Regions from separate parts of the Homo sapiens genome. Here region 1 is linked to region 2. The links are chromatin contacts, found by Hi-C or POLR2A ChIA-PET in ENCODE. All regions are on one chromosome and are shown on one strand. The core of a region is the stretch at or near the end of the contact, and the rest is flanking DNA. Distances in the headings are between cores, read along the strand shown. Region 1 holds the start of ST8SIA5 (ST8 alpha-N-acetyl-neuraminide alpha-2,8-sialyltransferase 5). Region 2 has its middle 20 kb from the start of ARK2N.

The links. A loop is a pair of places that touch in the nucleus more often than their neighbours do. ChIA-PET counts read pairs that join two places held with the same protein, here RNA polymerase II (POLR2A).
Region 1: a map of gastrocnemius medialis shows a loop between it and region 2 (2.7-fold over the local background). The contact joins the promoter of ST8SIA5 here to the enhancer-like site in region 2. A Hi-C loop is called at or near these places in 1 of 168 maps with a recorded cell type or tissue (gastrocnemius medialis) and 1 of 37 single-sample maps with no recorded cell type. POLR2A ChIA-PET finds 5 or more read pairs at or near these places in 1 of 52 experiments (common myeloid progenitor, CD34-positive).

The regions. Positions count from the first base shown.
Region 1 is chr18:46,752,642-46,758,449 of GRCh38, forward strand. ST8SIA5 (ST8 alpha-N-acetyl-neuraminide alpha-2,8-sialyltransferase 5) reads right to left here and starts at 4,412. Exons shown (of 7, transcript NM_013305.6): 1 at 3,737-4,412. The coding sequence starts at 3,867. It overlaps ST8SIA5-DT (ST8SIA5 divergent transcript), which reads left to right and starts at 4,802. Exons shown (of 3, transcript XR_001753434.3): 1 at 4,802-5,808. RefSeq lists a silencer at 3,995-4,384.
Region 2 is chr18:46,151,329-46,157,337 of GRCh38, forward strand. No RefSeq gene overlaps it. Among named protein-coding and RNA genes, the nearest start is that of ARK2N, 20 kb to the right of the region's middle. RefSeq lists a silencer at 4,557-4,763. Within about 2 kb of position 1,288, at least 8 of the 41 ENCODE cell types and tissues checked have a DNase peak (open chromatin) inside an H3K27ac peak, as active enhancers do; they include gastrocnemius medialis, where a contact is called at or near this core.

The sequences.
Region 1 (5,808 bases), core at 3,162-5,661, 600 kb after region 2:
AGAGCACAGGGAGAGCCCAGGGTCCAAAGAAGTAAGCACACATCGACTCACAGCCCCACTGCCATTTGCTCTGGGCTGTCGCTAAATTCTCCCTGGAAGAGCCTGCCTTTGCTGTGTCCCTGAAATCTTTGTGAGGTGGCATCGCACCAGCTCAGCACAGAAGCAAAGAATGGCAGCCTTCAGGAATCCCCTGGCTCTGAAGTGGACCTGCTCCCTGCAACAAGTTCTTCTCACTTTCACTGGGCTGTGACAGTACCTCCCAGCCTCTCTACCTCTTTAACCCTTCCTGTAGGAGACCCAGCTAACATCCTTCTTAGGGGCTTTTATCCTGCCATTACCCTACTCCAGGGCCAAACACAGCTCCCAATGGCCCAATGAACCAAATGCAAATTGTTCTTCTCAATCTTCAAAACACTTTGCTGAGGCTAGTGACCCACTGTTACATCTGCCCTCTTCGTCCCTTCCTTCCACCTCACAGCAGTTGTATCCATTTCTTCATTGTGTCTCTTCCTGTTACAATCCCTGCGCGCACACACATAGTCCTACCTTCAATTATTTATTCATTATCCAATATTTATTGAGAACATCTTATGTGCTGGACACCAAGTTTGGTGTTCACAGTGCAGCTGGGAACAAAACAGAGCAAATTGGTTGGGCGCAGTGGCTCATGCCTGTAATCCCAGCACTTTGGAAGGCCGAGGCGGGCGGATCACAAGGTCAGGAGATCAAGACCATCCTGGCTAACAGGCTGAAAACCCGTCTCTACTAAAAATACAAAAAATTAGCTGGGTGTGGTGGCAGGCCACTGTAGTCCCAGCTACTTGCCAAGGCTGAGGCAGGAGAATGGCCTGAACCCGGGAGGCAGAGTTTGCAGTGAGCTGAGATCGCGCCACGGCACTCCAGCCTGGGTGACACAGTGAGACTCCATCTCAGAAAAAAAAAAAAAAGAAAGAAAAAGAAAAAAGAGCAAATCCCCACTGCATGGAGCTTTCGGTCTAGAGCAGTTTCTCAACCTCAGCACTACTGACATTTGGGGCTGGAAAATTATTTGTTGCTGGGGGCAAACTATGCATTATAGGTCTTTACAACCTCTTTGGCCTCTTCCCTCTGCATGCAGCAGCACTCTCCTCTCCCCAGTGTGAATGCCACAGAAGTCTCCAAACATTGCCACGGGGAATAGGGGATTGAGAACCACTGGTCTAGAGCAGCAGGAGGAGCTTGTTGCAGCTTGCAGATCGCCTGGGGAGCTTGTTACAAAGGCAGGTTAGTAGATCTCACCCGAAGACAGTCAGATTCAGGGGCTCAGGAGTCTGCATTTCAATGGTCCTCCAGTTGGTTCTGATTCAGGCCCTCCCAGAGCCTCTGCTTGAAGAACACTGGTCAAGTGTTTGTAGACAGGAGACAGACTGATGATAATCACATCAGGCCAGTTCATTACAATCATGATATATGGAGGAAACAAGATAGGTAAGCAGGTGCTAGGGGTGACACTGATGTGACAGCCACATCCAGTTCAAGATCAGGACTAACCAATGATTAAGCCAAGTGCTGCAGTGTAGGTAGGGTCAGGTGTGGGAGAGACGGGAGGAAATTGTGACACACTTGCATCTCTGCACCTTTGCTCCTGCCCACTTTTTGGATGTGCATGCCCCCTGCCCCCACCCTCAAATCTTACCCTTCCTTCAAGGCCCACTCAAGTTCAACTTCCTCTGGGCACAGTCTTGCCTAACTTCTCCAGCCTATCAGTGCTTCTCTTCTCAGACAGTTTAACATTCACTTTCTGTTTCATTTGTGGCTATTTTGTTGCCCCAAATAGACTTCGAGTCCTCTGAGTACCAAGACCACATCATCTCCTTCTTTACAGACCCTTATCTACAGGCACGCTTCCAGGATCAGCCCTATACAAGTTTTGCCTGGTTGATTGGGTTGAGTCTCTAGAGTGAGGCCTGCAAGATAGCATCTATGCGATTCAGGGGGTCAGGGTCTCTGTGAGGGAGGAAGGGAAGCACCTTGTGTGCCTGCTGAACTCCTGGCAGCTAGCCCACCCACCCAAGACCAGGGAGGACTTGCCAGAGCAAGCAGGTAGTTTGGTTGGCGTTTGCCATGGGCGGTTGTATTTTCCCCCTGTTGACAAGGCAGAAGGAATCCCAGCAGCCCCAGCAACTTTGGGGAGGTGCCGGGAGGGGGCAGGAACCCAGAGCTGCCCTGCTGAAGAGCAAGTGCCAAGACAGCAGCAGGCAATCGGCCTGCAGGGCCGCAGCAAGCTGTGGGGGACCCAGCTGTCCTTGCATAGGATCATCTCAGGGGCAGCAGTAGCCAAAACAAGAGGCAGGCCCAATCAGATCCAAGAAGCCAGGAGACTCCGAAGATGGCCTTTAAAGCCACCAGTGTCAGACAGCACTCAGGAGCTGCCACCAACCAGGGAACGCTCCCTGGGAAGGTCCGGAGCAGCAACTGGCTGTAAACAAATGTTCAGAACAAGGTGCCTCATTACTCCCCAGCTCCGGGGGAGTTACAAGGAGGGGAAACAGCCTAAGTGCTCGGCTTTTCCACTGGACAGCGACACCTAGCAGCGATCCTCACCCTCCCACCTTCGTGGGCAGCCCAGATTGGGAGCACCCATACCTGATGTATCCACCTCACCCAAAGGATGAGAAGAGGGCTGTTTCGTTATGGGGAAGTTTAGAGAAGAAGGTGGGATGCTTACTTAGCTAGAGAGACATTTATTTTCCTATCAACCTAGGGGAGGGGCGGTGAGAGTAGGGAGACACTAGCAGCAAACTAAAAAACAGCCCAGCAGCTAGGAGAGAGGGCTCTTGCCAAGAGAGGCTCTGATATGGGTGTATCCTAGAGCAAGAACCTCCCCTAATCTCTCAAACCAGGCGGAGGAACCCCAAGTGTTTCCTTAAGCCAGCAGAGCCGGCAGAAGGAAGTGGCTGGCATTTCAGTGTATCTTCTGCAAATAGAGAGGCTGAGGCTGTGCCCGAATTGAATTTCTGAGTGACACCTCCTACTGCTCTTTCTCTTGGAGTTTAACCGTGGATTGGGGTGGAGTAGGGGGAGAGCCCAACGAGGGGTTAACTTATGCTGCAGCTCTGACCTTTTGCGCTAAGGATGAGAAAAAAAAAGCCATCTGTTTCAGAAGGAATCAGGTTGTTGAGTTTCACAGATCCAGTGGCTGTGGGATTGTAAGACTTCACTATCACTATCCCTGTCGCATAGCCACAGCCCACACTACCACCCCCACCGAACCCGAAGCTCCTGGAGGGGAAAATGCTTTTTCTCCCAAGGGTCCTTACGAAAGTTCAGGACTCGCGAGGTTATAAACAAACAAACAAACAAACAAACAATCGATACGATTTTGAGCCCTCCGACCCCGGAGTCCAAACAAATGGCCATAGAACTGTGGGTCTGGAGGACACCGCTCCGATCCATGCGGTCTCTCCGGGTATTAAATGGATTTATCGTCAGCCTGGTTGCTTGGAATTCTATTCTGTCCTTCATTTTTCACAGCGGAACAAAGTTGTCTGGACCCTCCAGCCAGCGCTGGGCAGAAGCAAGCAAGGATGCTCTTGGAAACGCGGTGGCCCAAGCCTAAGCGGCCATGCTCGGGGCTAGGAGCGGACCCCACGGCCACTCACCCCGGGGCGCTGCGACCGAAGCTGCCGCGGCCACTGCCACCCGGGGGCTCGCCGGCCGGCTCCGCGCATCCCGCCCTCTCAATGGACTTTCTTACCTCTTAATGTAGTTCCTGCCATACAGGATCTGTTGCAGCAAGGTCACCAAGGCAAAGGCGCAGATGAAGATGAAGAGCAAAGTTCGGCTCCCCAACAAATCCCGGTTGGCCGAGGGGTCCGCGTAGCGCATCCTGGCTACCGGGCGCCGCGGGCGCGGGGTACGGGGCGGCCAGGCAATGACTCGCGGGGTTCCGGGGCCCCGGGGGGCGCGCGGCCGACTTGGCGCCTCACGGTGCGGTCAGGCAGGCGGGGGACTTCGAGGGGCAAAGTTTCTGGTTGGCGCGGCCGGAGCTGGGGGCATCCAAGCGTCGCAGGCGCTGGGGCGGCAAGCAGGACAGGGCCGGTGGCAGGGAGCTCTGCCGCGGCCAGGGGCCTTCCCCACCCCCGGGTACCTTTACCTCCAGGCGCCGGTGCCGGGTAGCCGCCGATTTCCCCGCGGAGGGGAGACGCCAGGTGCCACGAGCCGGAGGCGGCCCCTCCCGCCGAGGTGGCGGCCAATGGGGAGCAAGACCCGGGCTCCGTCCCCTGTGCGCCCCAGCGCGCCGCGCATCGACCCCTCCAGTCCGGCGCCGGATCGCGGTTGCCCAGCGCGCTGTGCCCTGCCGGGGGCGGGCCACGTTTGATCTCCGGGCCCGCAGCAAGGGATCGCGAAGGTTGGCCTCCGGTTCTGCCGATAGGGACGGGGGGAGGGGGCGTACAAAACACCCGCGCAGTCTGGCTAATGATAGGCGGGCCGTGGGGAGGGGGAGGGGCGGAGCGCAAAACGCCGGGTTTGAATCTTGGAATTAAAAAGAGGGCAGGGGCTGGGCGCGGTGGCTCACTCCTGTAATCCCAGCACTTTGGGAGGCCGAGGCGGGCGGATCACAAGGTCAGGAGTTCAAGACCAGCCTGGCCAATATGGCGAAAACCCGTATCTACTAAAAATACAAAAAACAAAATTAGCCAGGCGTGGTGGCACGCGCCTGTAGTCCCAGCTACTTGGGAGACTGAGGCAGAAGAATCGCTTGAACCTGGGAGGCGGAGGTTGCAGTGAGCCGGGATCGCGCCACTGCACTCCAGCCTGGGCGACAGAGCGAGACTCCGTCTCAAAAAGAAAAAAAAAGAAAAAAAAGAGGGCAGGAAGAGGAAACAACAGTTGCGGAGCTGGACTTGATGGAAGGGAGCATTTGCGTGCGGCGCGCAGGGCACTGAGTCACCATCGTGGCCGCGTCCTCGCGCTCTCCTAGCGATTTCTCCGGAGAAAGCGGAGCAAGGTCAGCCGGGCAGCCCTTCAAGGACGGCGCGCCGCTCCTGCATGCTGATGGCCTGCGGGGCTGCCTGCCCGTGCCCCGGCGCCCAACTCCTACAAGGAAGAAATTCAGGGGCTCCCCGCCCCCGCCACAGTCCTCTTCCCCCTCCCCAGCTGCAACTCGGCAGCCGTTCGTCAAAGACCCTGTTGTCACCGAGACACTGGGACCTTGTCTCATCCTTGGAACCACTCGTAAATCTTAGGTCAGGCAGCCGGCAGCCTTCGGGGACCACAGTCCCCCCAAAGCTTTAGGAAGCCAGTTACTACATCCGGAAAGATTCGTGCTTCAGAACGCAAGCCAGGGAGAATAATCACAGAAACGCAATGCGAATGTCGTGCCTCTCAGAAATTCTTAGCCTGAAATACCGTCCCCACCCCCCAACCCGGCCAGGCGACAGTCCTGTCATCCTAACACCGCAGAGGCTCCAAGCGCTGGGAGTCGTGTGCCCGCGGCGCTCGCCACTGAGGCCGGTTGGAAGATTCTAGGGTGCCCCTTCCCAGGTTCCAGCAGGCACTCCGGGATGTTCTAGAGTCAGGCCAGGGATTCAACAGCGAACCTGACCGAAACTCAAACCTCAGCACAAGAACTTTGATGGGGGAAGTGCCCAGACTCCAATACTCTCGACCTTGGCATTTAGTAGTTTCTTCTTTGAACTGGAAAGATCAAATAATGCACAGTAAAATCTCATGATAAGGGTTCCACCAAGAATTCGGGATTTGTGTTAATTCATAAGGCAGAAGTGGCCCCTGTGCTATCCATGAAGAGTTTCTGTATTTCTCTGC
Region 2 (6,009 bases), core at 38-2,537:
CGCCCAGGCTGGAGTGCAGTGGTGTGATTTCAGCTCACTGCCACCTCCACCTCCCGAGTTCAAGCAATTCTCCTGCCTCAGCCTCCCGAGTAGCTGGGATTACAGGTGTGCACCACCACGCCCAGCTAATTTTTGTATTTTTAGTAGAGACAGGGTTTCACTGTGTTGACCAGGCTGGTCTCGAACTCCTGACCTCGTGATCCACCCACCTCGGCCTCCCAAAGTGCTGGAATTACAAGCGTGAGCCACCACACCTGGCCTATTTATTTATTTTTCAAGACAGAGTCTTGCTCTGTCGCCCAGGCTGGAGTGCAGTGGTGCAATCTCAGCTCACTGCAACCTCCACCTCCCAGGTTCAAGCAATCCTCCTGCCTCAGTCTCCCAAGTAGCTGGGATATAATCCCCTCCCTTGGAATGTGGGTGGGACACATTCAAATTTTGTGTGACTTGATTCTCACAAACAGAATATGGCAAAGGTAAAGAAATTTTGAAGATGTAATTAGGGTCTCAAATCTGTTGATTTCATTTCATCAAAAGGGAGATCATCTGGGTGAGCCTGACTCAATCAGTTAAAAGCCTTAAAAGGCTTTTAAGGACTGGCCCCTCCCTGAGGTTAGAGACTCTCTCTCAGTTATTGGCTTTGAAGAAACTGACCTGCTATGAGAAGACCTATGGAAAGAGCCACTTGGCAAGGAAGAGGGGGCAGCATTTAGTTGCGAGAACATTCGGCTGACCACCAGCAAGAAAATGGGTACTTCGGTCCTACAGCTGCAAGAAGATGGATTCTGCCAACAGCCTGAGGGAGCCTGGAAGCAGGTCTTTCCCTGCTTGAGCCTCTGATGAGACTCCAGCCCCAGCTGACACCTTGATTTCAGCCTGGGGAAACCATGGAGCAGAGGAGGCAGCTAAGCTGAGCTCAGGTTCCTGACCCATAGAAATGACGCTAAGTATGTGCTATTTTAATCTGCTATATGACAATCATTTTTAGATGATTTGTGGGCAACACAGAAAGCCAGTACATTAGGGAAGTCTCTTAACCTCCCTGGGTCCCAGTTGTGCATCTGTAAATTAGGGAAATGGTTGAACCGGGTCACACCTAGGAGCCTCTCAGGCTCTAGCTTTTGGAGACTCTGTATGGGCAGATGCTGAGTGCTGCACCGTTGTGAGAAGGAAGAATCGTTCTCTAATGGGTGAGCAGGCTAGTGCTCTCATGTGGGGGGCTGTGGGTGCCAAGGAGGTGTGTCGTTGAGGTGGCTGCTGCAAAATGCAGACAGCTGAGGACTCACCCTGAGTCCTTGATGACCCATCTGCCAGCAGGCTAGACGCTGACCACAACTGGCACCACGCCTGGCTGCAGAGGCGATCAGCTTTCAAGAGCAGGAAAAACAAATGTCCTCTTTCCCCTGCTCTGTAAGGGACGTGCAACCATGCTGGGCATCCATCCCCACCTCTGTTAATTTACTGGGGGGCAAAGGGTCCACTCTGCAATCTTCCTCCCATGATACCTAAAACTCTTGGGCTTGTGACCTCTAGGACTGCCCTGGGGAGCTCCTGGGAAGCTGAGTCAGGGAGGGCATCAGGTTTCCTGCTAGCTCTTGGCACACTTCTGAAGTAGGTGAGCTTGTGCTTCTGTGCTGTCCCACCCAGCCGGTCTGCCAGGTCTCTCTGCTTCCCACACCCGCTGCCGCCTGCCCCAGGGGCCCGGACCACCAACACACCCCAGAGGTGGGGCACCCACTGTCTGCCTTCCCTCCCCCAATACTCCCTCACACACAGCTGACACGCTCATCTGACTGGCTAAAGGGATTGTCCCTTATTAAATTCCTTGGGGGATGATCTCATTAAGCCTTGTTATGGGTCACTTCTATTTCAGGGAGAATAAATTTGCTGCAATCTATGGGCAGCTAGTTAATTGAAACCTGAGGAAGGGGCTGGGGGAGGGGAGGGCACGGGTGAGGGGGTGGAGCGAGCCTGAAAGTGTGGGAAGTGCCTGGCCTGGTGAGAGCTGAGAGCTGGCTGGGAGGAGGCTGAAGGTGCACATGAGGGTAGCCGATAAGGAGGAGGCCACAGGCAGTGGAGGGAGAGGGGAGACAAAAGCAGGTGTCAGCTGCAGCCTGATGCAGGGAGATAGCCTCCTAACTGCCTCCCAGGCCTCTGTGCTCAGCCCTGCCCCAACATATGAGTCCAGGCCAGCACAAAGTGATAAGCACCTAGGCCAGGATGTAGCAACAGAGATGGAAAAGAAGGAGATATGAGAGAACTTGGAAACAAATTTGATACAGGGATGAAGGAGAGGAGAGGAAAAAACCCAAGATGACCTTTAAAGATGCTTGGAGAATGGGGAGAGGCGCCAGCCGGAGCACAAGCCCAACACAGGCCTCTGAGCAATGCCAAGTTTACTGCTCTGCTGTTTAAAGAATCCTTCTTCACCCATTTCCGAAAAAATGTTTCCTATCTCCGGTTTTCTGGCTCTTCAGCCATTCATCTATTCATGCAAGCATTCATTCGGTTCGTCAGAATGGAGACCTTACGTAGCACTCTATCAGCCCCTCTGCTGAATACCGGCAATGCAAATATAGACAAATAGATTTTATAGGCTAAGCGTCGTGAGTCCACCCAGAGCAGTTAGCCACTCCCAGGAGCTCTTTTCCTTCCATTCCCTCTTTTCCAACAGTTGTGTTGATTTTCAGGATAGCTGCTGCAGAGAAGAGAATTCAAAGATGGAGGAAGGTTTTGTGTTGGGGATCTAAAGCCAAAGGAACTTGTGACTTTTGGTCATGCTGAGAGACAGGTGACCACTAATTGTGTAGCCCTTGGCTGGTCTCTGTCTTTTTGAGACTGAGTTTCGCTCTTGTTGCCCAGGCTGGAGTGCAGTGGCACGATCTCGGCTTACTGCAACCTCTGCCTCCCAGTTTCAAGCAATTCTCCTGCCTCAGCCTCCCAAGTAGCTGGGACTACCGGCATCCATCACCATGTTGGCCAGGCTGGTCTCGAGTTCCTGACCTCAGGTGATCCACCTTGCCTGGTCTCTTAATGCTCTTAGCCTGAATTTTATCATCTGTAAAAGGAGAAATAGGCTTAGATGATTTTAGAAAACTCTTCTACTTTGTATCTATGTTCTTGTTTTATGGATGTGAAAGTACTCTGAAAAGTTTGATTTCTACGCAGATGTGAGGTAGTTCTTTATTTCAGAAAGCAATAACAATGCGAGTGCCCACAGGGTGGATATGGGTTGTGAAATGGAAACTCCATCCCCTACTTCTTGCTTCCCTGTGGAGGGGTCTCTATTGGAGCCACATTCCTGGAGTCTCTCTGGCCTGACTCTCCCGGCAAGAAGAATGGTTCCCATCCGGTAATATTTTCTCCACCCAATATTTTACCTGAAATGTCACCAGGAAATATTAATCCCCATGGATCTCATGTCAGCTGCCCTCCTTTATATTTCAAGACCATGGTGGGAGGTAGAGCATGAAACCAGATCACCTTCTGGTGTGAAGATTTCAAGGGAGAAGTTGAGGTGGGAAGCCTCACCAGGTATTCTCTTTAGGACTTGCCTGAGAGTAGATTCTGGGCTGCTCAGACAGGGCAGCGCTCCTGTGACTGGTTGAATAGTCTGTCTACATTTGCTGTGACAGGAATGGGATAGGAAGTTCATGGAGGCTGCTCATTTGCACCGTGTCCCCCAATCCAGCTTTGATCTGCCATAAAGTTGACATTTAAGTGTTCGCCTGTTTCCTGCATCTTATTTTTTAGTTGCTTCCAAACTTGAGGAGAGAAAGAGAAAGGGTTATTTATTACACAGGCCCCAACCCTAGCAAGAGAAAAAAAAAAAATCACAGTCCACGTTATAAGTCTTCCTTGGGATTTTGTTCTTTTTTTCTTTTTTCGAGACAGGGTCTCACTCCGTCATCCACACTGGAGTGCAGCTATATGATCTGGGCTCACTGCAGCCTCCACCTCCCAGATTCAAGCGATTCTCCCACTTCAGCCTCCCGAGTATCTGGGATTACAGGTGCCCGCCACCATGCCCAGCTAATTTTTAGTATTTTTAGTACGGATGGGGTTTTGCAATGTTGGCCAGGTTGGTCTCGAACTCCTGACCTCAAGTGATCCACCTGCCTTGGCCTCCCAAAGTGCTGGGATTACAGGAGTGTGCCACCACACCCGGCTAATTTTTGTATTTTTAGTGGAGACAGGGTTTCACCATGTTGGCCAGGCTTGTCTCAAAGGAGATTTTTTTCTTTTTTCTAAATTCCTCCCTTACCCTTGCCTTCTCCACATCCAAATGAGTATCAGCCTCTGGGCACTCATTCCCAAAATGACCTAGTCCTTTCATTCCACTGTGACATCTTTCCAGAATGCTTTTCCTCTTCTCTATGAGGCAAAATTCTTGTCATTCTTAGAGTCATGGCTCAGAGTTCTCCCCCTCAGTGAGTCAATCCTTCTCAAGGAGCTCAGGCTGAGTTTGCAGCTTCCTTGTCTCAGTTTCTAGGACTCTATTCTATTATGCTATCACTAGTCCTAATGGGAGGCGACCTCATGCCCGTCTTACCCAATAGAGCAGACTAGGTTGAGTGCTGTACCTGGAAGTTCCTCTGGCCACATCTATGTCTTCTTAGAACTATTGTGTCTGGGGTTTCCTGGGTGGGGAAGGCAAATGAAACCTCAGCAATGACTGGTATGAATTCTCCTGCCAGGTGGGGGCCTTAAAGTAGAAATCAAATTGATTTCTAGGAAATGAAGAAAGTGATGTTTCTTGCATACTTGAGTTGGAGGGCTAGAGTATTATTCACTGCAAATAAATTCTGACCTTGTTTTTTCATGAAATGTTGCTCTCCTTCTCACTCTTCCACCCTAGAAATTTTGTCAAGGCTTGAATCAGTCCAGAATTTACTCTATTGTTCCCTTACCTGTTGCTTGGAATGTGACCGTTTGGGGAGTGTGTTTTGTTTTGTTTTGTTCTGAGACAGAGTCTTGCTCTGTTGCCCAGGCTGCAGTGCAGTTGTGCGATCTTGGCTCACTGCAACTCTGCTTCCTGGGTTCAAGCGATTTCCTGCTAATTTTGTTTTTTTTTATTTTTAGTAGAAAAAGCATTTCACCATATTGGCTAGGCTGGTCTTGGACTCCTGACCTCAAGTAAACTGGCTGGCCTTGGCCTCCCAAAGTGCTAGGATTACAGGCATGAGCCACCACACCTGGCCTGGGGAGTGTTTTACCATTCCTGAGACTAGATGGTGACAGGTTCTTACAACAGCCTGAGCAAAGCCTGACACAGAGGGGGAACCCCTTCAGTGGATGGGTCCTTCCTGCCACAGACTAAATGTAAATAAAGTCCTTCTGCTGTGTCTTCAGTGAGGATGGAGAACAGAGGGCTGCTCAAGGTCAAGTTGTATACTTGGAGGCTGGAGAAGAAGCCCCACACAGAGAAAGCCCAGGTGAGCTGAGCAGGACAGGAAGGATCCTCCGAGACCTGCAGATCATGCCACCAACCAGCACCAGGCCTACATCCAAGGAGCGCAGGGTATCCAGGAAGAACATCAGGCCGTACTCTCTCTCAGGCTAGACCAGTCACTTCTATTCCAAAGAAGACTTCTCAGGGCTGGAAGCATCCCCTCCCCTCTGTAGTCCCTCTCTTGTGCTTGCTGCCCTCCTTGACCTTGGTTCCCTTGGTTTCCAGTGAGCCAAGTGGAGGTGTACTCTCCCACCTCGTCATGTGCAGCCTGCCTGGGAACACAGTGTCTCCAAGGCTGACTGAGGAGAACAGAACTTGAGGAGAAAAACAGCAGCACAGAGAAGGAAAAACAGAGTGGGGCCTGGGGAGAAAGGAGAGCTCTCAGCTGGGGTTTCCCACAGAAGCAGAGTCTCAGACAAGAGCTTGCACACAGGTCATTAATTTTGGGAATTACCCCAGAACAGGAGTGAGGAACTGGAGAGAGTGACCCAAGGAAGGAGGGAGAGCCATTCCAATGTGTGCTGCCTTATCAAGCTCATCTCCAGGGAGGCCGCCTG